Regions from separate parts of the Homo sapiens genome. Here regions 1 and 2 are each linked to region 3. A link is a loop called in an ENCODE intact Hi-C map of the cell type or tissue named here. Cell type or tissue: IMR-90. All regions are shown on one strand.

Region 1 (8,000 bases), 330 kb before region 3:
AAAGTAGGCTTTGGCAAAGGGAACACATTCAGTCCCCTGCTAAGAAGAGCCACTGCTGAGCTGAAAGCCCCCATAGCTCTGTTAAAAGTGAGTTAAGGATCTAGAACCAGAAATACCATTTGACCCAGAAATCCTATCACTGGGTATATACCCAAAGGATTATAAATCATTCTACTGTAAAGATACATGCACACTTATGTTTACTGCAGCACTGTTCACAATAACAAAGACTTGGAACCAACCTAAATGTCCATCAATCATAGACTGGATAAATAAAATGTGGCACACATACACCATGGAATAATGGACAGCCATAAAAAAGAATGAGTTCATGTCCTTTGCAGGGACATGGATGAAGCTGGAAAGCATCATTCTCAGCAAACTAACACAGGAACAGAAAACCAAACACCGCATGTTCTCACTCATAAGTGGAAGCTGAACAACGAGAACACATGGACACAGGAAGGGGAACATCACACACTGGGGCCTGTTGGGGGGTGGGAGGCTAGGGGAGGGACAGCATTAGGAGAAATGCCTAATGTAGATGACATTGATGGCTTCAGCAAACCACCATGGCAAGTGTATACCTATGTAACAAACCTGCATGTTCTGCACATGTACCCCAGAACTTAAAGTATTTTTTTAAAAAAGTGAGTTAGGGCACTATAGGAACTGGGCAGGACACACAGCCCAGCCTGGTGGAGTGAACCATGAAGGTGATCCTTGAGTTGAAGCCCAAGATTTAGTAAGAGTTGGCCAGGTGGAGGGTGTGAGCCTACCATTCAGAGGGAGTAGACACATGAACACAGGAGAGAGAAACTGCAGGTGGCGCAGTAGAACTGCAGAGGGGAGAAAGGCACCCTGGGTTCTAGAGGGCAAGGCAGCACTGGATCAGGAAGGTCTTACATGATCTGCATGAAGGATTTTAAGCAGCAGAGCAGCATGATCAGAAGTGCAGTTTCTAAAACTTATGCTGGTGGAAGAGAGGAAGAAGGCAAGAGTGAAAGTAGAGAACCCAGTAAGGAAGCCAGGAAAGAAATGCGGACAGTGGCTGGGCTCTGTGTCTCATGCCTATAATCTCAGCGCTTTGGGAGGTGGAGGCAGGAGGATTGCTTGAGCCCAGGAGTTTGAGACCATCCTGGGCAACATACCAAGACCTCATCTCTACAAAAAATAAAATAAAGAAATAGCTGAACTGGTGGCACATGCCTGTGGTCCTAGCTACTAGGGAGGCTGAGGTGGGAGGATTGCTTTGAGGCTGCAGTAAGCTGTGATTGTGCCACTGCACTTCATCCTAGGCAACAGAGTGAGATGCTTGCTTAAATAAAAAAAAAAAAAGAAGAAATGTGGATAATTAGAAACCTAGGCAGTGGTGGTAACAATGGAAAGAGACAGAGCAGACAGATGTGGGGGACAGTGTGGGGCAGGGGATGTACTGGTCTTTGAGGTTGGTCATCTGGGAGAACATCAGAGCCACTCACTGCAACCAGACACCCAGGAAGGGGAGCAGGTCGGCAGAAGAGGGCACGGGAAAGAAAGATGGAATGATGGCATGTTTCATTTAACCCAGGTTGAACTTGAAGCCTTCCTGTCATATACAGTGTGCACCCATGTGGACTAGTCGCACATGTTCAGGTAACTGTAACATCCTCTGTGCCCCATTGTGACCCTTTCTGCCACCCCTACTGGGGACACAGAAGGAGAAACTGTAGTTAAGTGCAGTGTGAGACTGGGGAAACTGATCAGCTGTGATCTAAAGCAGGGATCCTCAACCCCCCGGGCCATGACAGGTACCAGTCTGTAGCCTGTTAGGAACTAGACCAAACAGAAGAAGATGAGGGGTGGGCAAGCAAGGGAAGCTGAGCTCTGCCTCCTGTCAGATCAGTGATGGCATTAGATTCTCACAGGAGTGCGAACCCTATTGTGAACCGTGCACACGATGGATCTAGGTTGCATGGCCCCTTACGAAAATGTAATGATAGACCAGGCACGGTGGCTCATGCCTGTAATCCCAGCACTTTGGGAGGCCGAGGCAGGTGGATCACAAGGTAAAGAGATCGAGACCATCCTGGCCAACATGGTGAGACCCCATCTCTACTAAAAATACAAAAATTAGCTGGGCTTGGTGGCGTGCGCCTGTAGTCCCAGCTACTTGGGAGGCTGAGGCAGGAGAATCGCTTGAACCCAGGAAACGAAGGTTGCAGTGAGCCGAGATCACGCTACTGCACTCCAGCCTGGTGACAAAGCGAGACTCCGTCTCAAAAAAAAAAAAAGAAAGAAAGTATAATGATAAATGAAATGTGCTTGAATCATCCCAATACCATTTCCTGTCCCTCTCTGTGGAAAAATTGTCTTCCACAAAACTGGTCCCTGGTGCCCAAAAGTTTGGGGACTGCTGATCTAAAGCATTCTCTGAATTCACATCAACACTCACAAAACGCATTTGTGCTCATAGAAATGTTATATGGTTCATGAGAAGAAAAAGATAACAATCTTTTAACTCCAATTTAAAGGACTGTAATCAATTTTTTAAAGGTCTATGAAGGAAAAGCTATAGCCCCATTATAAATTCTGAAAAGAGCCAACTGGTCATGATCCGTTTTGCTACTGAGTAAAAGTATCAAGATTCAGGTAGTTAAGCAATAACAATGAAGAATGCCTACTCTGTGAAAAGGCACCGGGAGATACAGAGATATCCATGACGGCTCACATCCTCAAAGTATTTGTCATTTTAAAGGGCATTCAGGAACAGCAATAGCTATAACTAAAGGTATCTATTTCATAAATAGTGTTAGCTAACTATCGTCAATACGCCAGGGTGAGGAAGACTAATTCTTATTTATTTATAGAAAGATAGGATCTCGCTATGTTGCCCAGACTGGTCTTGAAAGCCTGGCCTCAAGCAATCCTCCTGCCTCGGCCTCCCAAAATGCTGAGAGTAAAGGAGTGAGCTGCCACATCTGGCCTGGGGAGATTAGTTTTGATTGGGTTGTGAGAAACCATGAGTGGCTTCACGGGCCTAAAGTCATGTTAGCCTAGGATGCTCTATGAATCCCCCAAGACCTGGCCTTGGAGGACAAGTAGGATTTCACCTAAATTCCACATGGGGTTTTCTTGCCATCATGAGATAAGAAGGTCACAGTCAAGTCTCAAGCATACACAGCATGTCAAACCATATGAAACAGCCATTTTTATAGGTAAAAGATGGTTGAATATTGAACAATTTCATAGAGTTCAATCTAATAATCCAGCTTTATCTGAATTTAGAATTCCTAATATGAGCTGGGGCTCCTATAACCTCCTGCAGAGGCTTGGCTTGTGGTCACCATAAGCATCTTCACATCAGCTGCTGAAGGAGCAACATTCCACAGAGCCCACTCTTTTCCCAGACCAAGTTTACATGGTTTGAAAACTAGACATTTTGCGCAATGCATTGGTGCTGTCTGCCTCCCTCCCGGGGCTCCCAGTCTGTGAACATTAAAAGAAAATCAATAGGATTAGGTCATGTTTTTGATGGCACGTGCACCTGACAGGCCTCGCATCTTAAATTCTCGCTAAAATAAAAGCTCTTAACCCTCTGCAGCTTCTGGGGGATCCACATTAACTTCTCATTCAACCTTTCCTGGAGTAGATTAATCACAAGAGCCGCACCATTATCCCAGCCCTACTTTGCTGAAACTCGCCCAGTGTTGGAAAACTCAGTTTGAACCCAGTCCTGCACCCCAAAGGAGAATCCTCTAAGGCTGGGCTGAGTCAGTCTTTTTGAAGTACACATGCTCTTTGGAGCTGACTGATTGCTGGCACTGTCAAGTGATGAGGATGTCATGATTCCCCGAAGCTGGGGTCATGAACCCAGAGCATATTTTAAAAATGAATTAGAAAACCATTTCAACATCCATGTGGACGTGAGGAGAAAAATTTGTTGATAAATAATTTAAGTGGTCACATGTTGGCCCTGCCCCAGGACTGTGGACACAACCACAGCATGAGGATGGGATTATTGTGCACAGTATATTAAAATTCACCCCACAGATGGCTTTCTATTTTTAAGGAAGAGCCTTATTCCAGAGTTAGAAAGAAGAATGCTTTGGAAACCCAAAGATCCCACAAGCATTTTCAGACGTTACTTCATTGACCTCTGCAGCCATTCAGGGGAATGGCTGTAGTTGGAGACGTTTGAATGCTCCGGCAGAGGGTGGAGGTGGCCGAGGCCTCACCCCTGCATTGGCAGATACATGCCTTGCAGAGGATGACACACACTCCATGACCACTTTAGAGAAAAGACTGCCTCAGCAGCTTGGCATGGGATCGCCAGCTTCTTTCCTTCTGTCCCCACACTGCCAAGTGTGGGCAGAAGAGAAAAAGAAAAATACTTACTAGAGCCGACTCAGCAATCAGAGAGTTTGGTGGTGTGGAAGTGCTGAGAAGTCCCTGGGACCCCATCAAAAAGAAAGCACCCTGGGTGGGCTGGCTAGAGCATTTGGAGGGAATTCCAAGCCCTCGGTCATCATTTCAACTAGATCAGCCCCAATCACATCTTCCTAAACTGTAATCCAACTTCCTCCCTCTCCTCAAGAGGAGAGAGCCCCAAGGGGGTGAAGGGACCTTTCTAAGGGCACAAAGTGAAACAGTAGAAAGCCAGATCTCTGGGTTCCAAAAACCTGGGGAGGGAAAATTGAGCTAGCAGGAGAAAGGAGAGAACCAGAGAAAAAAGAGAAGATGAAAGAAAAAAGTGCAGAAAGTGAAAATAAAGAGTTGCAAGTGTAGGATACTTTTGTGTCCCCACCCTCATGCACTTCCATGTGGCCTGACTGGCCACCAGGTGGGGACTTGCATCTTGGAAGGTGCCTTAAGGAGAGGCCTAAAATTTGGTCACTGCTCTTGTAGAAAGGGAAATCTCGGGAACTGAGGACCACACGTGCCCCAGGCACTGTGCACACGTGGTCTTTTTCAATGAAACTCAGGCCACGCGGTGGCTCACGCCTGTAATCCCAGCACTTTGGGAGGCCTAGGCAGGTGGATCACTTGAGGTCAGGAGTTCCAGACCGTCCTGGCTAACATGGTGAAACCCTGTGTCTACTAAAAATACAAAAAAATTAGCCGGGCGTGGTGGTGGGCACCTGTAGTCGCAGCTACCTGGGAGGCTGAGGTAGGAGAATGGCGTGAACCTGGGAGGCGGAGCTTGCAGTGAGCTCAGATCGCGCCACTGCACTCGAGCCTGGGCGACAGAGAGAGACTCCATCTCAAAAAAAAAAAAAATATATATATATATATATACAAAAATTAGCTGGGCTTGGTGGTACATGCCTGAATCCCAGCTACTTGGGAGGCTGAGGCACCAGAATCATTTGAACCTGGGAGGCGGAAGCTGCAGTGAACGGAGATCATGTGATTGCACTCCAGCCTGGGCAACAGCACGAGAATCTGTCAGAAGGAAGGGGAAGGAAGGGAAAGGAGAGGAAAGAAAGGGAAAGGGAGGAAAGGGAGGGGAAGAGGGTGGAGGGGAGAGGAGTGGGAAAGGAGGGGAGGGGAGGATGGGAGGGGAGGGGAGGGGAGAGGGAGGGGGGAAGGGAAGTGGGTGGGTGAGGAGAGGGAAGGGAAGAAGGGGGAAGGAAAGAAGGGGAAGGGGAGGGGAGGGGAGGGGGGAAGGGAGGGGAGGGGGCGGGGGGGAGGGGAGGGGCGGGGAGAGAACGCAAGGGAAGGGAAGGGAAGGGAAGGGAAGGGAAGGGAAGGGAAGGGAAGGGAAGGGAAGGGAATCAGTCCCTATTTTGTAAACAACTGAACTGCTGCTGCCATGTACTGGGTTTTTGAGGCAGAGACCCCCTCCCCTCCCAACGCTCATGCTCCCCTGCATTGTAAGCGCCCAGGATTCCTGCCCGCCAGTGCAGGGAGCACAGTGGAAGGGTTGTGGAGCAAAGCGGAGGATGTCTGCGTCCAGGTCCACGTGGTGTTATTATTTCTTTTTGTGATTCTAAACAAGAATCTTCCATTTAGCTTAAAACAACCAAATAAGGCAGCTGAGAGGAAGGTAACATTATCTTTTTCAGTATCTTAACCCTAAATGTCCATTTATTTCCCTGGAATAGAGTGTGGATTTTTGGATTTGTTTTTAGCAGGGAAGGGGAAAACATGGGGGTAATGTTGTTTTGTTTTCTTTCTCTCTCTCTCTCTTTTTTTTTTTTTCAGACGGAGTCTCACTCTTTCATCCAGGCTGGAGTGGTGCAGTGGCGTGATCTCAGCTCCACCTCCCAGGTTCAAGTGATCCTTCCACCTCGGCCTCCTGAGTAGCTGGATTTACAGGCACCATGTCCTGCTAATATTTTTTGTATTTTTAGCAGAGATGAGGTTTCACCATGTTGGTCAGGCTGGTCTCGAACTCCTTACCTCAAGTGATCTGCCCACCCCAGCCTCCCAAAGTGCTGGGATTACAGGCATGAGCCACCACACCTGGCCACGTTGTTTTGTTTTCAATTGAGCTGTGGATGGTAAAGATTTCCTGGACTTACTGAACTTGAGGGAATGCGCAGCACTGTCTAAAAGCCTGTGCCTGATTCAGAGGCACTAAAAGAGGCTGTGGGTGATGGGGTGGCATCAGCTAGTGGGGTGGGGTGGCAGAGGGCACGTGGCACCAGTCCCCAGCAGAACCTCCCATATCCTGCTGCTGCCCGCCTCCTCTGGGGCCACAGACGGTATTTCTCCTGCGGGTAGGTGAGTAAAATGTATGGTTTAGAAATGAGGATGAATAGCAAAGAGAAAGTCCTTGAGCATCTAGCTGAGGGTGGCTGCCAGGGGTGAGGGTGTGGGAGATGGGCATCATGGTTAAGAGGAACCCTGAAATAAAACATGCCGTCTTGCTTTGCTTGCTAATTATTTCTCCTCTGTGACTCCCAAACTAGTATGTTGTCCCTGAGGTCAAGAGTCATCCGACTGATGCTTGAGCCCAGGAGTTTGAGGCTGCAGTGAGCTATGATTGCACCACTACCACCACACTGCAGCCTGGATAACAGAGCTGAGACCTCATCTCTAATAAATAAGTAAATATTTTTTTAAAAAATTATTTTAAAGAGTCATCTGATTGACAGTCCTCTTTTCTGGAGCTGCAAAGGGCAGGCCCAGGCAGCCCATCTTCCCCCAGAGTGAGCATAAGTTTACAGAGATCTGGGTGTAGCTTAAGAGCCCAGAGAACAAGAGACAACTTGAAAGTCTTTAAGTCCCTGGCAGGCAGGAAATGTGAGCTTATCTTCTATTCCTCATGCGGCCTGGGCAGAACAGACACACACACAGGATGTGACCAACACAGATCTATGCACTCGTTTTTGGGAACGGCTGAGCAGAAGAGCCATGTTTCCCGGAAGCCTGCTTTCAGCCCAGAGAAAACTCCAGAAGGGTCAGCTACACCCTACTCTCCTCTGGCTTGAGAAGGACTGGCTGACCCACCTCTTGCCCCGACTATGAATTCTGAACCGACTTCCTAAGAATATCTCAGATCTCAAGAGAGAAGTAGGGCACGGGCGAAGTCGGAAGCATGACCACATTCTCCTTTCATAGAAATGAGCAGGAAATGGAGGCAGGGACACAGCTTTTGGAAATAGGTCAAGCAGAGGGAATGGCTTGGAAAATCACCTTCCATTTGCCTTCAGAGGCTATTAAACATGAAAGGAAATTCCCAAAGCAAGAAGTGAGATATCCGCGCCTGTCAATCTCAACAAATACCCTAGATACTCAGCACTCTGTAGTGATTCCAGGGGTGATGGGCCCTGGCCAAGGGCAGGGGAAGAGAGAAACCACCCCTCACAATTCCTCTGTTCGTAGCATTACAGGCTTAAGGTCTGATTTCATTGTTAAATCCACACTCACAAGGTGACACACTCTATTTGAGCATTATTATTCATATCATACAAGTAACTTAGTAGGCATTCCCTGAATCTTCCTGGTGCTTTAAAAACAATGCCCACTAGTTTACACACTTTCTAGGAATGTATAAAAGAAGACATGTCTGC
Region 2 (8,000 bases), 160 kb before region 3:
AGGAAGCAAATAGATTGTTTAACTCGTCTGTGTTGACTTCAGACCTAAACCTACAATTTTAAGTGTTTGTGATTTTCTTAATGTAAAGTTCTATATTAAAGTTATTTTTTAATACCCTCAACATTCTGCACATGAGAAGCATGGAATCAGCAATTCTGAAAGTCACTGGATTTAGTAATTTTAACAATTAGGCAGCTTTCTGGTCAGTATAATTTAATTTAAATCAGCCCCGAATTACCATCACGAATGAAAATGTAGCTCTACATTGGTGTTCTTCCTAACTCTGGGAGTGACACTGGGGACATCTGGTCATATTATAATAATGAAAAGTGGTCAAACAACTTAACATGGTGCCAGTTTTCCTAAGCGTGCTTGCCACTGATTGTAATGCTTTTATTGTTTGGCTTCTTGATAAGTAAGTTATGGCTTACAGCGGTGAGTAGTATAGTGTTCTGTCTGAAAACATATTCATTAATATTCTGTAGCTGCTCTGGTTTGCCCTTAACTATGCTGCTAGTGTGATAAGCTGAAACATCTTGTAACTGGTAAAAGTTTCAGAGAACTTAACTTTCTGAATATGTAACAAGCTGCATGTATCTGAAAGGGTTCATTTAGACTTCTGTTAGATATTAGCAGATTTTCTCACTCTGCCAGAGAGTTAGGATCTGTTAGGTTGTGGGTGGAATCCTGGAGATTATGCCGGGTAAATATGTAAGTACCTGTATTGTATTAGCAGTGTTTACTCTGACTTGGTTTTAGGTTCTGAGAGTTTGGCTGGTTATTTTTTCAGAGGTGGGAGGTATGGAGTAGAGACGTTAAGATACAGAAAGGTACATTCGTCTTCTGAATCCTGAAGTGTTATGCTAGAGGTATCTATAGCTGTGGAAAACTGAAAAGATATTATGGTATGTACCCAGCTTAAAGGGGGTACAGTCCGTAAAAGTCAGAATATTAGCAGCCTTCCAATATGTCTGTCGGTAGGTGAAAAAAAAAGTTTCTCTCTTTCAGGAGCTGTGTACAAAAGGATCCAAACTATACTTTGTACATTTGTTATTGTTTTAAAAGTGGCTGTGAGTTTTTAGAGGTCAGCTAACTTTAAACTTGCCGTTTGGTTTGTGACTTTAGAAGGTAGAGTTAACTATATTTAGCAATATGCTTAAGCGTGTGCATATCACCTCATGAAACGTGTGTGTGCATGAGAAAAGCTGCCTCCAGTACACATACATATGTATATACACACATACACACAAGCACATATATGTATGTATTTCTTATAGGACCAATCTCATTGTACATAATTTCAAAGCACAGGTTCCTATCTCCAGGGATGCATAAAAAGACTCACTGAAGTATAGGGAGAAAATTTTAGGTCTACTATTATGTTTGTTGATCTCATCACTTTAAAATTTAAAATTTTGATTATGATTGATAATCTTACTATATTGCTGTAGAAGTACATGTATCTGAATTTATAAATTGCATTTATTTTGGGTACAGGTATGCCTAGAATTTTTTTGCTGATAAAGGTGAGTGGTCAGAAAGCTTTGCAGATCCCTATATGGAGGATGATTTGAGTGGGGTTCAAGAACTACTGTATTTGGGAGGGAGAACTGATAAGACTTGATAAGAGAAATAAAAGAAACCCAGTGTGACACTGGTTTCTGGCTAGGAGGTGCTGTTCACTGAGGTGAGAGGGTGACCACAAGCTGGGGGTGCTGGTTGGCTGGAGCAGAGGGGAAATGATGACCTTATGAGGCCAAGTTTTTTTTTTTAAGGTGACCATGGGACATAGGTGGAGATGTCTAAATTGCAGTTGAATACACAGATTGAGAGCTTAAAAAAAGAAAAAACTCTGAGAGATTTCAATTTGACAATTCTTAGTCTATTGCTGGTTGAAGCTATAGGCTGTGCATGCAAACACCAAAGGAGGGTGTGGAGTGAAAAACGGGCTGAAGGAGGACCTGGGAACACTTTTAATAGTCAAGGGGGGGTGGAGGAAGAGGAATCTAGAAAAGCATTTACCTTCCCCAGTTTCTTCTCTGAACTTCTAATTCCTTTGAGTGGCATTTTTGTGAGTGACATAGGTATTTCTGGGTTTTTCCAGTGATTGGCATGTTTGAGTTAAAGACAGAAAGACTTCATTGGTCACATTTCTTTGTGGTAATTTATTTTCAGATACCTGATCAGAGAAGCAGTTTGATGTACTAAAGGCTTCTCGATTGGGAGACAGGAAACCTGGGTGTCAGTGCCGGGTCTGCCACTGAATTTCTGTGTGACCTTTGTCAGAGTACTGTACTTCCAGAGCGTTGGTTTCCACATCTACCCTATAAAGCAGCCTGCATGTTTCTCTCATTCTCTCGTTCGAGGAGTTGGAGGATAGCTGCTGCCTGATGTAAGTAGAGTGCAGTTCTCTCTCCATGAGCAACTTTTTTTTTTTTTGTATCACCAGAGAGTGTAGGCACTGTGCCACTTACTCTGTTAAGGATACCTGCCAGCGCTGACCAGCAACATCTGTCCCTGTCAGCTCTGCATCAGGATGTAGCTTGGCTGTACATTACATTTTATTCTATCAGTACATTGAGTACCAGTTACCTGAAAAATGCTTTACTCAGTGGACATGAATCAAGAAGTTGGCATGCTCTTTGATGTTGAGTCTGTTGTCTAATTGGAACAAGTTGTGTTCAGTTCAGGAAAACATAAATACCAAAGAGTGTTTTATACAATGTACTGTACCATAAAATACTGTACCATGTAATATTCCCTAACAATGTTAGAAAAATCTCAGCATTGGCTTGTGTGGTTTTGGAACACGTTGTGTAGGAGATGAGGCCTGAGCTTGGAATGGTATGAGCGAAGGTTGGATGACAGATGGTTGTCACATTCAAGGACAGCATGGGAAGAATCCAATCTAATTTCACAGATAGTACCTGGCCACTTTGTTACCTATTAGGAGTTATGTATAATATCATATATATCAGAAGGATATGTGAAGGCTATATAAAATGAAGGCCTGGGTTCTTGCCCTCCAATACTAGCCTGATGAGAGACACAGACATGAATACAATTAGTTACAATAGAAGTTTGAATAGAAATAACACTATATTATTAAGCATCACTGAAGATTTGTCATTCACTCTGCTGGGCACTATCAAAGCTGTTTTGGAACCACAGAGAAGGAGTAGTTAATTAAGTTGATTGTGGTTGGTGAGGAGATGAAGAGGCAATAAAGACAGAAAGGAAGAAGAAAAATCAGCATTCTATTTTGTGTAGGGAGTATAGTTTCAGTGGAGTGATGAGGAAAATATTTACATACGAAATTAGGTATGTACCATTTGGAGTATGGAAGTCACATTTTTCTGTATAAATGTTTATTGAATGAATATGTAAATAACTTAAGCTTTCGTAATCTATGAAATTAGCAATAGATTATTCTTCTCCATGTACAATATTTTATGGTTTATGTATGATTTTCTTCATATTATGATTTCAGTGCTTCTTTTAAAGGGGTGGTACAGGGTCATGTTTATTGGAGGAGGAAATTGGAGTTTGAAAAAGCACATTTGGTAGTATAATGTTATGTTAGAAAAATGTTACAAAAAAGTACAATAGGGAGTAAGATTTATGCTTATTAAAGAAGCATGGATTAAAAAGATTGAGAAACATTTATTAAAGAGTCACTGAGGTTCTTGTTTTAGAAGGCCATGATTAATGAGTTGGAGAACAAGAAGCAAATTTGGTAATCATGTAAATTATGAGCTGCTGACCACCTAGAAATATATTTGCTGATAAGAGCTTTCATATAATGATCATATTTTATCTTTCCAACAATTAGATACTGTTTACAGCTTACTGATGTGTAAAATGAGAAACTTTTTTTCCTATGTTTATCATGGTTTTAAAACATTTATCATGTATTTAAAATACTGTATGCACTCCACCACAGACAGGATGGAGAGGAAGATGTGACAAAAGATGTGGTCAAAATTAGTTTTAATCAAGGAAGCATTTTGGAATGATCTGCTTAAAAAGTGGATATAATTACGCAGTTTGAGAAGATAATTCTCCTTAATTGAAATTACGGGGAATAAGTCTTGCTCTCAGGTGCTTATTGATACCGTTGATCATGCTGGTTCTTTTGCTGGCTCCACTCACAATTATCTTTGACAACTTGCCCCAAAGTAAACTTTCTCAACCAAAACCGTTCCCAACTTCTTTCCTCCTCACAGGGAAAGGCAAAAAAGTCCGCAGGCATAGAGAGTGGAAAGAAGGAACAGCATACTAGGCTGGTTTGAAAAACAATCAATTGCTAGGTAATAATGTCTTACCTTTTGAGTGGAAGGAGGAGCTGGGAAGAATTAAGTTCGGGCAGGTTTTTTGCTCATTTTGGATCAGCCCTTCATATTATGGCTTAATAGCTTTGTTTATAGTGTATTTTTCTGCTTTTACGTTCATCCTCTGAAGTCTTGAGTTAATTTTGTGCCCCTTTACCCCCATTTGAATTAAATGCTTCATTTTTTTCCCGTTTCTCACATAAAGCTATTTTTTTTTCAGGACAGGGAGGGGCTGGTGGTGGTGGTGGTGCTGTACCAGTTGTCTGTTTATGAGATCACCATTAGACAACGTTTCTCATTGGCTTGAATTATTTGAATTTTGTGTGATTTTCCTGTTATGTTGATTCTGTTCTTGGTGTCTATGAGTTCTGTAGAGGATTCCAGCCTAAATTTTCTTCCTTAGTTCTGTTTACTTTTCCTCGACTTTTGTGGTTTTGCTCTTTGATCACTGTCAAGATCTATTTGAGATTTTCTGACTTTCTTGAAGAGCAGAATGAGATCTAGATTTTCTCTTATTTTTAAAGAAGATTCTTCACTGACTTCCTTTCACTTTTTGTTCTGTGGAAGTCTTTCCTAGGTGTTAAGTTTCCAGGCTTTACCTCCCCCTACCCCCAACGTATTATCTTTAGGCATTTTGTTTGCCAATGCGTACTATATCCATTATTTATCTTTCCCTTGCACTTGTAGATTGGGTGGTGATAAAAATCTTCCATATTTCATTTTCCTGGAGAAGGCGGGTAGAGTCACTAGTGATGAATTTTATCTTCAATCTGTTGTATAATTTTCTTAAAGTATCTCGCCGTGTTGTGAGCTGTTCTCAGATTTCAAATTGTTTTGTGAACCTATAGCTTTGGAGCAGCCAAACCTTTGTTGTTAGAGCTTCTTAGCCCAGGCTATCATTATCATTGTGTGAGAAGGGGTTAGTGCTCTTTAAAAAGCCATTTTTCTTCTGGGTGGGAGTGGTGAATTTTAGATGGTTTTCTAATTCAGACTACTTTTCTGTTTGTCAAGGAGAGGAGAAGAGGACTTCAAATGTGGTGTTACATCTTTGGGATCCCTTAGCCTCTTCTCTTTCATGTCTCCTTTTTTTTCTTCTCTATTCTTTCTGCGAAGTTTTGTTAATCATTAATGCTAGCTTATTAATATTTGGGCCATAAACACCTCTGTAGTGACCAACACACCTCTTCCTGCCAGATGGAAGGAAAAAAAGTGTTGAGTTTTAATTGTTCTTCCTGTAAGGGGAAAGGTTCCCTTTCCATGGGAGGAACTCATCTCCACATGTCACCCTCTCAGATGGTACAGAATTCAGAAAGATTTCTCAGTTTCTTCCATTCATGTTTTTCTCGTTTTTATTACTCTCTATGTGGGATAAGTGGGAGGAACCTCATGTCTTTCAATTTGGCTCTGTGTTCTTCTTCTGGAATATATTGATTTTTAAATACTAAAATCTGTTATTGGCCTATTTCTTCCCCTTTTAAAAGCAGATACAGAAAATAATGATGGTAGAACAGACTTGGGATGAATCCAAGTTTATTATAATTTTTAGGAGACATTTATGATATACCTCTATAGGTATCAGAATCTTTTCTACTATTAAGGTGAAAAGATTTGAGATTTTGTGAAATCTTTTGTGTATTCTTTTTATTTGAGTTGGCTTTTAGGTGGCTTATTTTTCAACTCTGAAATGAACATAACATGTTACATATGTTACATATGTTACAATTTTTTTCTAAAGTGTAGTTGTTTAATTTCTACAAAGATAGTCCATATAAAGTTTCTAAAGATTGTAAATTTAAAAGGAAATGCCAAATGAATTATTTGTAAAATTGTTTAAAAAAATTAATAAATAATGAGTGTGTATTTAAAAGTTTGAACATGATATAAAACCATACTTTTATGGATAAAGATTAGTTTACAGTGAAGATTAAAACAATTATGCACTATTTTTGACAGTGGAAACAATTGCACATATTTGGGTTAACCACTAAAATGAGATTATTTGTGGGTGGTGTTTAAGATTGTTTATTGTTCAGGGAATGAATTATGACCCCTTAGATAAAATTTCATATGGTAAAAAATGACCTTAAGGTGAAATGCTTTTATAGGAACAAGACACAAAACCTTTGTCTGTACTTATGAAATATGGCAATTAAAATAACTTTTCTTGGCCTCTATTAAGTTCAAATGCCCAAGAAATAAACTCATAGAACATTATAAGCCCTTTCCATTTCTGTGCCCTGAGTCAGTTCTAACACTAGAAGGATGTTCTTTGTTTTAAAATAGTGATTAAGTAGGCTTTGAAAAAATTACAGTTTAATGAAGTCAGGTCATAGCTTCTGGATACAGATGGTCAGGTTTCAATTCCACCTGTGCAACTTTTGATTCCACCATTGCAAGTTGTTTAGTCTCTCTGGTTTTGTTTCCTCATCTGTAAAACAAAGACACTATTATTCTTCACCTCATTGAGTTACCTGGAGGAGATAGATGCTATTATTTTATCATTATTATTATCATATCCATTTGAAGGTGCTGAAATAAAATTCTAATTTTTTAAAGTTCTAAATGAAATAACTTTTTGTTACAAATTACTTTAAATCATCAAAACTTAGTGTATTATACTCTTCTTCTTGCCTGTGCCTAGTCTGGCCCTCTCAATTGAGAAGTCAGTCTTTTTTTTTTTTTCAGTAATCCACAGTGAGCAGCAGTCCCTGAACGAAATCATATTGCTAGTTGGGTTTGATTAATAAAACACAGAATTGGTATTCTAGTCCTTTCAGGGGGGTTTGCTTCCTTGTGATGTAAGAACCTTGTCTTAGTCTTTGTGCTGCTATAACAGAATGCCACAGACTGGGTAATTTATGTCAGGGTTCTGGGGGCTGGGAAGTCCATTATCAAGGGGTTGGCATCTAATGTCTTTCTGTTGCATCATCCCATGGTAGAAGGTGGAAGGGCAAGAGAGTGAGAGAAGAGAAGGAGGCCAAACTCCGTCTTTTATCTGGAACCCATTCTCCACTCCTGTGGTAATAGCATTAATCCATTCATGTGGGCAGAGCCCTCATGACCTTATCACCTCTTAAAAGTCCCACCTCTCATCACTGTTGCTTTGGGGATTAAGTTTCCAACACGTGAACCTTGGGGACACGTTCAAAGCATAGCAAACCTCAAAGCTTCCTCCTTATTTCTGTTTGTATTAGGTATGTTATTCCCTCCCCTCAATCTTTTTTTAAGGGTTTCTGTGATATCAGTGTTCAGAGCATTTGTATTTTGTCTACTATGTTTTTATGATATTAGTGTTCAGAGCATTTGTATTTTGTCTAACATTTACTACCTTAAATATTTTGTCAGTATAAAATATTTAAGGTTTTGCTGCTTTTATTACTTTATGAACACATTTGTCAGGAATCTGATTGTTAGAAAGCACATTAAATAGAATTCTACTTGGATGTGGAATCTATAAAGAGTATAATAAGGTTTTGATATTGAGGATGTCAGTGTATGAACAGCTATAACAATCCACATTAATCTATTTTCTGTAGTTGTGTTACTTCTAACTTTCAGACTTTATCCTTTCTTTCATATCTTGTGTCTTCCCTAAAGTGGATCCAGTCAGTTTTCTGGTTATAATTACAATTGAAAAAAAAAAAAAATTCAACCATAGTTACTTCTTTA
Region 3 (8,000 bases):
GTCCAGGGTGCTATGCAAGCTGCTCTGCCATTTGGGTCATATGACCCAGCATACCCAATGGTGCGTGAAGTGTCAGTGGCAGATAGGGATGCTGTTTGGAGACATTGGCAGGCCCCCATAGGTGAATCACAGTGGAGCCCTCTCGGATTTTGGAGCAAGGCCCTGCCGTCTTCTGCAGATAATCATTCTCCTTTTGAGAGTCAGCTCTTGGCCTGTTACTGGGCTTTGGTAGAAACTAAACATTTGACTATGGGTCATCAAGTCACAATGCAACCTGAACTGCTTATCATGAACTGGGTGCTTTCTGACCCATCTAGCCATAAAGTAGGTGATACGCAGCAGCATTCCATCATCAAATGGAAGTGGTATATACATGATCGGGCTCGAGCAGCTCCTAAAGGCACAAGTAAGTTACATGAGGAAGTGGCTCAAATGCCCATGGTCCCCACTCCTGCCACCCTGCCTTCTCTCCCCTAGCCTGCACCAGTGGCCCCATGGGGAGTTCCCTATGATCAGTGGACAGAGGAAGAGAATAGTAGGGTCTGGTTCACAGATGATTCTGCATGATACACAGGCACCACCCAACAGTGGACAGCTACAGCACTACAGCCCCTTTCTAGGACATCCCTGAAGGACAGCAGTGAAGAGAAATTTTCCCAGTGGGCAGAACTTTGAGCAGTGCACCTGGTTGTGCACTCTGCATGGAAGGAGAAATGGCCAGATGTGCAATTATATGCTGATTCATGGGCTGTAGCCAATAGTTTGCCTGGATGGTCAGGGTCTTGGAAGAAGCATGAGTGAAAAATTGGTGACAAAGACATTTGGGGAAGAGGTATGTGGATGGACCTCTCTGAATGGTCAAAAACTGTGAAGATATTTGTATCCCAAGTGAGTGCTCACCAACGGGTGACCTCAGCAGAGGAGGACTTTAATAATCAAGTGGAGAGGATGACCCGTTCTGTGGACACCACTCAGCCTCTTTCCTCAGCCACGCCTGTCATTGCCCAATGGGCCCATGAACAAAGTGGCCATGGTGGCAGGGATGGAGGTTACGCATGGGCTCAGCAATGTGGACTTCCACTCACCAAGGCTGATCTGGCTACGGCCACTGCTGTGTGTCCAATTTGCCAGCAGCAAAGACCAACACTGAGCCCTCTATATGGCACCATTCCTCGGGGTGATCAGCCAGCTACTTGGTGGCAGGTTGATTATATTGGACCTCTGTTATCATGGAAAGGGCAGAGGTTTGTCCTCACCAGAATAGACACGTACTCCAGTTATGCGTTTGCCTATGATGCATACAATGATTCTGCCAAAACTACTATCCATGGACTCATGGAATGCTTTATCCACCATCATGGTATTCCACGTAGTATTGCCTCTGACCAAGGTATTCACTTTATAGATAAAGAAGTGCAGCAGTAGACTCATGCTCATGGAATTCACTGGTCTTACCATGTTCCCTATCATCCTGAAGCAGCTGGATTGATAGAAAGGTGGAATGGCCTTTTGAAGTCACAATTACAATGCCAATTAGGTGGCAATACTTTACAGGGCTGGGGCAAAGTTCTCCAGAAGGCTGTATATGCTCTGAATCAACACCCAGTTTGTGGTACTCGTTCCCCCATAGCCAGGATTCATGGGTCCAGTAATCAAGGGGTGGAAGTGGCACCACTCACCATCACCCCTAATGACCCACTAGCAAATTTTTTCCCTTTTGTTTTATTTTTTATTTATTTTTTAAACTATGTTTTTATTTCCATAATCATTGGGGAACAGGTGGTGTTGGTTATATAAGTTCTTTAGTGGTGATTTGTGAGATTTTGGTGCGCCCATCAGACGAGCAGTATACACTGCACCCAATTTGTAGCCTTTTATCCCTTACTCCCTCCCTACCCTTTGCTTTTGAGTCCCCAAAGTCCATTGTGTCATTCTTATGCCTTTGCATCCTCGTAGCTTAGCTCCCACTTATGAGTGAGAACATACAATGCTTGGTTTTCCATTCCTGAGTTACTTCACTTAGAATAATAGACTCCAATGTCACCCATGTCACTGATAATGCCATCAATTCATTCCTTTTTGTGGCTGAGTAGTATTCCATGATATATATTATATATGTATATATACACATATGTATATATATACGCATATATATACACACATATATATACGCATATATATACACATATATATGTGTGTGTGTATATGTGTGTATATATATACGTATATATATACACACACACACATATATACATACACATACCACAGTTTATCCACTCGTTGATTGATGGGCATTTAGGTTGGTTCCACATTTTTGCAATTGTGAATTATGCTGCTTATAAACATGCGTGTGCAAGTATCTTTTCATATAATGACTTCTTAGAACAATTCTGAGGTCACCTTGTTTCTTCCCCCGTCTTAAGTAGATTGTCTTTTAAATTTTGTGTGGAATTTTTGGAGGAGAGGGTAAAGTCTGATGCCCCTAGAATTCTGTATATTTAAAATAATTTTAAAAGGCCAGTAAATTTCACCAGGTTATTTTTATATGTTATTAATTCCCAATTTGTCCTGGGATGTCTTTTCGACTTATAAATTTGGGTCATCCATTATTGTAAAATTAATTCTTCAATTATGCCTTATAATATATTGTACATTTTATTTATTCTTCTTCAGGAATTCCAAATACTGAATTCTGGGAAATAGATATCTCATAAAGTGTGAAAAGCAAGTGCAAAGGTCCTCTGATGGAGTGAAATATAAAACATTTGAGAAACTGAAAGAAGCATTTTGGGCATGGCAAATAAGTATCATTGCTCCATGTTTCTAAGATCTATTCTCTGCACAGAAAGTTTAGGAAACTACATTGCTAAATCCATTTCTCTGTATTTTTCTAAGATAGAATTTACCAAAAAAAGATATCCATACTATATTTGGGAGATAGAAGATATGCCATTATCCTTTGCACATAGTTGCAGCCAGAAATGCAGGCAGATGTGAGGTTTGTAGCAGAATTATCTGTGAGCAAATGAGAACCCACAGACTTAAGACAGTTGGTGGGAGATTACTAAACAATAATTGAGTATTGAAAGCTTCTGATTTTAAAATGTTGGCATAGAAGCAATCTGGCTTTACTCCCTTTCCCCCACAGAAAGCCATAAAGAAATATACAGCATCAATATTATGACCAGCAATATCCAAGAACCCATTATGAGAATGAGACAATTTTTAGGACCACAGAGAAGCAACAAAAACTCAAAGCAGACAGCGACTTGTCCCTGCCTCAATCCCTGGGAAGAATAAGAGAGCCTGAAGTGAGAAATATCCCTGAGGACAGAGGAGACAGAGGGAGAAGTAAGCCTATCATCCTTAGCCCTCAAAACTGCTCTGTAACTTGGCCAAAGGGGATGTCAAATCAGTGGCTACTAAGAGTGGCTCTCAAAGGCCCAAAACAAATATAGGATCCAAACGCAGCAAGAGAAAATTTAATAACATATAAGAAGCACTATTGTGTAGGAGGTATATTCCACAGGTCCTCTGGGCACAAACTTCCAGCTACCCTTCCCACACCTTTGGGAACCCCCACTTTGAGAAGGGCATTGCTTTGTTTACTAAGGCCAAGGGAAACCTGGGTTTAAGGCTCCACCTAGTGCCAAAAATAAGGCAGTGAAAAAAATTTAATATGGAAATTGCAAAGAATCTCTAAGCAAATGTATCTAATAAAACCCAAAACAAGCCAGACAAAGAAGACAAATAAATAATTAATCCTTAAATGCAAAGATACAGGAATACATCCCCAATAAATAACAGCAAACAAGGAACCATGACTTCTTCAATTGGAAAAGCAAAAAAACAATGACTGATGCTAATGAGATGATGAGAGTTTTCCGACCAAAAATTCAAAATAGAAGTTTTAAGGAAACTCAGTAGTCTACAAGATTACAAATAAAAGCAATTCAGAAATCTATCACAGAAATTTAACAGAGATTGAAATAATTTTAAAAATCAAACAAATCTTGGCGCTGAGAAATACATTTGCTTAACTGAAAAATTTTTAGAGGCTCTCAACAGCAGAATAGATCAAGCAGAGGAAAAACCAGTGAGCCTGAAGAAAACCTAATTGAAAATACAGAGTGAAGGGGGGAAGAACAAAGAATGACATGGAACGAAGATTGCCTACAAAATATTTAAAAACCTCAAAAGACCAAATCTAAGAATTATTACTGTTCAAGAGGAAACTGAGCAAGAAAAAGGAATGCAAAGTTTATTTTTAAGAATAACAGAAAACTTTCCAAACCCTGAGAAAGATATAAATATTCAGGTATAGGAAAGTCAGAGAAAACCAAATAGATTCAACTGAAATATTGAATCTATTCAATATTGATTGATCCAGATGCCAAGACTAAATGGGGAGAAATCTGGGAACCCTACATGGGGTTGCCAAGCACTAGGATGCTTTCCAGACCCTGAACAGCTCCTAAGGAAGGGACGTCTCTAGCCTGAGTAGGCTGCCATACCTAGAGAGAACAGGGCTGACTTTCCTATGGAACTGGGGAAAGTCTGATCTGTTCACCCTCACTATGCATTTGACAAAAGTCTAATATCCATAATCTATAAGGAACATAAATCAGCAAGCAAAAGCAAATAACCCCATTAAAATATGGGCAAAGGACATGTATCAAAAGAAGACATACATGCACCAACAAATATATGAAAATATATATGAAAAATTGCTCATTATCACTAATATTAGAGAGATACAAATCAAAGCCATGAGATAACATATCACACTAGTCAGAACAGCTACTTTTAAGAAGTCAAAAAAACAACAGATGCTGGCAATGTTGAAAAATAAAAGGAAACACTTCTATAATAATGCTGGTGGGAATGTAACTTAGTTCAGCCACTGTGGAAAGCAGTGTGGAAATTTCCCAGAGAACTCAAAATAGAACTACCATTTGTCCTAACAATGCCACTGTTGGTTATATACACAAAGGAAAATAAATCATTCTACCAAAAAGACACATGCACTCAAAAGTTCATTACTGCACTATTCACAATAGCAAAGACATGGAATCAACCATGATTGTCATCAACTGTGGACTGGATAAAGAAAATATGGTACAATACACCACGGAAATGATGCAACTATAAAAAAGAATAAAATCATGTCCTTTGCAGCAACATAGATGCAACTAGAGGCCACTATCCTAAGACAATGCAGGGACAGAAAACCAAATACTGCAATGTGGACACAAGGATGGGAACAATAGATACTGGGGACTGCCTGATGTGGAGGAGAGTGGGAGAGGGACATGGGTGGGAAGGCTACCTATGGAGTACTATGCTCACCACCTTGGTGATGAGATCTTTCATACACCAAGCCTTAGCAATATGCAATTTACCCATGTAACAAACCTCCACATATACCCTGAACCTAATATAAAAGTAGAAAAACAGGAAACTTTGAAGTTAAACTACATACTAGACCAAACAGGCCTAACTGACATTTAGAAACTATTTCACACAACTGCTGTAGAATACTCAGTTTTTGTCAGCACATGGAATATTCTCCAGAATAGATCATAGTTATACCACAAAACAGTCTCGATAAATTCAAAAATAAAGAAATTCTACCAAGCATTTTTTGAAGCACAATGTAATAAATGCACTACAATCAATAATATGACAAACCTTGGAAATTGTATTAACACATGGAAATTAAACAACATTTTCTTGAATAACAAATGTATGAATAAAGAAATTAAGGAAATGTAAAATTTCTTGAAACAAATGAAAATGGGAATGCAACATACCAAATGTATGGGATACAGCAAAAGTGGTACTAATAAAGGTTATTCTGTCTTTCTGATCTCATTCAGATGTTTTTTGATTTATAAGTAAATTGTAAAGCTAATATCAAAACACATAAGACTAAGAGACAGAAAGGGAGAAAAAAACATGACTAATATATACATTAAAATATGTACAGGTACTACAGTAATGGATTTATAATCCATTACAAGGCTTCAATTTATATTTTTCACTTCTTTCCACCAATAATTCCATGTCCTCCCTTTCCCACAGCCAACTGCTTGGCTACCTAAGGGTCTTCCCTAGTTAAGATGGCTCAAAATTTTATTCTTGAAGGGAATAACCTTTTAGTTGTTCAGCCTTGATTATGTAATCTTCCAATGGACATATGTAATCTACTACCAGACATAAAAGTAGTAAAGAATCATGTCAGTAAATCCTTTGTATTCTAAAGTCTTCCCTGAATTGCATGACTAACACCAAATTTCACCTAAGTGAAAGTATTCAAGATTAATACACCCTAATAAGAAGAAGGTGTATTTTTAAAAATCTACTCAGCCAATCTATGTCCTGGATTGAAGAATTTATTCCATTTACATTCAAGGTTATTTATAGGTAAGAACTTACTATTATCATTTTGTTATTTGTTTCCTGGTTATTTTGTAGATCTTTTGCCCTTTTCCTTCTCTTTTGCTGCCTACCTTTGTGATTTAATATTTTTTGTAGTTCTAAGCTTTGATTCTTTTCTCTTTATTGTTTGTAAATCTGCTATAATTACCCTGTGGCTTACATAAAACATCTAGGTGAGACAGAGTCTTGCTCCATCACCCAGGCTGGAGTGCAATGGCGTGATCTCGGCTCACTGCCACCTCTGCCTCCTGGGTTCAAGTGATTCTCCTGCCTCAGCCTCCCGAGCAGCTGAGTTACAAGCGTATGCCACCACACACAGCGAATTTTTGTATTTTTAGTAGAGATGGGGTTTCACCATGTTGGCCAGGGTGGTCTTGAACTCCTGACCTCAGGTGATCTGCCCACCTCAGCCTCCCAAAGTGCTAGGATTACAGGCATGAGCCACCATGCCCAGCCAACATCTAGGTTTTAAGCAAGTAATTTAAGCTGATAACAACTTTATTTTTGTCGCATATCTAAACTGTAGATTTGTATCTTCCCCCATTTATGATTTTGATGTCACAATTTACATCTTTTTGAATTATGTAACTTATTGTAGCTTTAGTTATTTCTGACAATTTTGACTTTTAACCTTTATTCTAGAGATATATATGATCTACATACCACCATTACAGTATTCTGGATTTTTTTGTTTATCTCTACCCATGATGAGTTTATACTTCCATATGTATTCATGATAGTATTTATTGTCCTTTTATTTCCACTTGAAGAAATCCCTTGAGCATTTCTTGTAAGACAAATATAGTGGTAATAAATTCCCTCACGTTTTGTTTGTAAAAAGATTATTTTTCCTTTATTTCTCAGAACATCTTTGATGGGTATAGTATTCTTGACTAATTTTTTTTTTCTTTTAGCACTTTGAACATATCATTCAATTCTCTGCTGGCCCGCAAGATTTCTACAAAGAAATCTGATGGAAATGTCCTCGATGTCACTTGATGCTTTTCTCCTGCTGTTTTAAAAATTCTTTTGACTTTGACAGTTTGATTATAATGTGCCTTGAAAATGACTTTTTTGGACTGAATCTGTTTGAGAACTTTGAGCTTCATGGATCTAGACATCCATGTCTCCCTTCAGACTTGAAATAATTTTCATCATTTAATTCACTGAATAAGCTTTCCATCCCTTTCTCCACTGTTTCCTTCTTTAATACCTGTAATGTCAATGTTTGCTAACCTAATGATGTCTCATAAGTCCTTTAGTGTTCTTCATTCTTTTTCATTCTTTTTTTCTTCTCTGATAGAGTCATTTCAAAAGACCTATCTGAAAGGTCACAGATTTTTTTTCTTCTGCTTGATCTAGTCTGCTGTCAAAGCTCTCAATTGCAGTTTTTATTTCATTCACTGAGTTCAACTCCAAGATTTCTGTTTATCTCCTTTTTAAAATAATATCTTTGGCTTTATTGACTTTATCATTCAGATGATGAATTATTTTCTTGATCTCAGTGAACTGTCTATTTGTATTTTCTTATATCTTAGTGAGTTACCTTAAAATCATTA

The links. A loop is a pair of places that touch in the nucleus more often than their neighbours do. Peaks named below come from ENCODE experiments on the same cell type or tissue, not always from the same donor. Only the 100,000 strongest peaks of a DNase experiment are listed, where the experiment ranks them.
Region 1: a loop joins it to region 3, with 3 times the contacts of the local background. A loop is called at or near these places in 6 of 110 quality-filtered maps.
Region 2: it touches region 3 in a loop (5-fold over the local background); 6 of 110 quality-filtered maps call a loop at or near these places.

Annotation. Positions count from the first base shown.
Region 1 is chr10:33,125,628-33,133,627 of GRCh38, reverse strand. No RefSeq gene overlaps it. Among named protein-coding and RNA genes, the nearest start is that of IATPR, 13 kb to the right of the region's middle. In IMR-90, CTCF peaks have their summits at 4,140 and 4,803 (motif pointing right); DNase peaks (open chromatin) are centred at 3,397, 3,937 and 7,257; H3K27ac peaks cover 3,069 bases.
Region 2 is chr10:32,947,985-32,955,984 of GRCh38, reverse strand. All of the region lies in intron 1 of ITGB1 (integrin subunit beta 1), which reads left to right. Among named protein-coding and RNA genes, the nearest start is that of ITGB1, 6.2 kb to the left of the region's middle. In IMR-90, no CTCF peak of the experiment used is centred here; no DNase peak of the experiment used is centred here; H3K4me3 peaks cover 2,999 bases; H3K27ac peaks cover 1,743 bases.
Region 3 is chr10:32,791,416-32,799,415 of GRCh38, reverse strand. The region is part of intron 30 of CCDC7 (coiled-coil domain containing 7); the gene reads right to left. Among named protein-coding and RNA genes, the nearest start is that of SNORA86, 110 kb to the left of the region's middle. In IMR-90, a CTCF peak has its summit at 3,640 (motif pointing left); no DNase peak of the experiment used is centred here.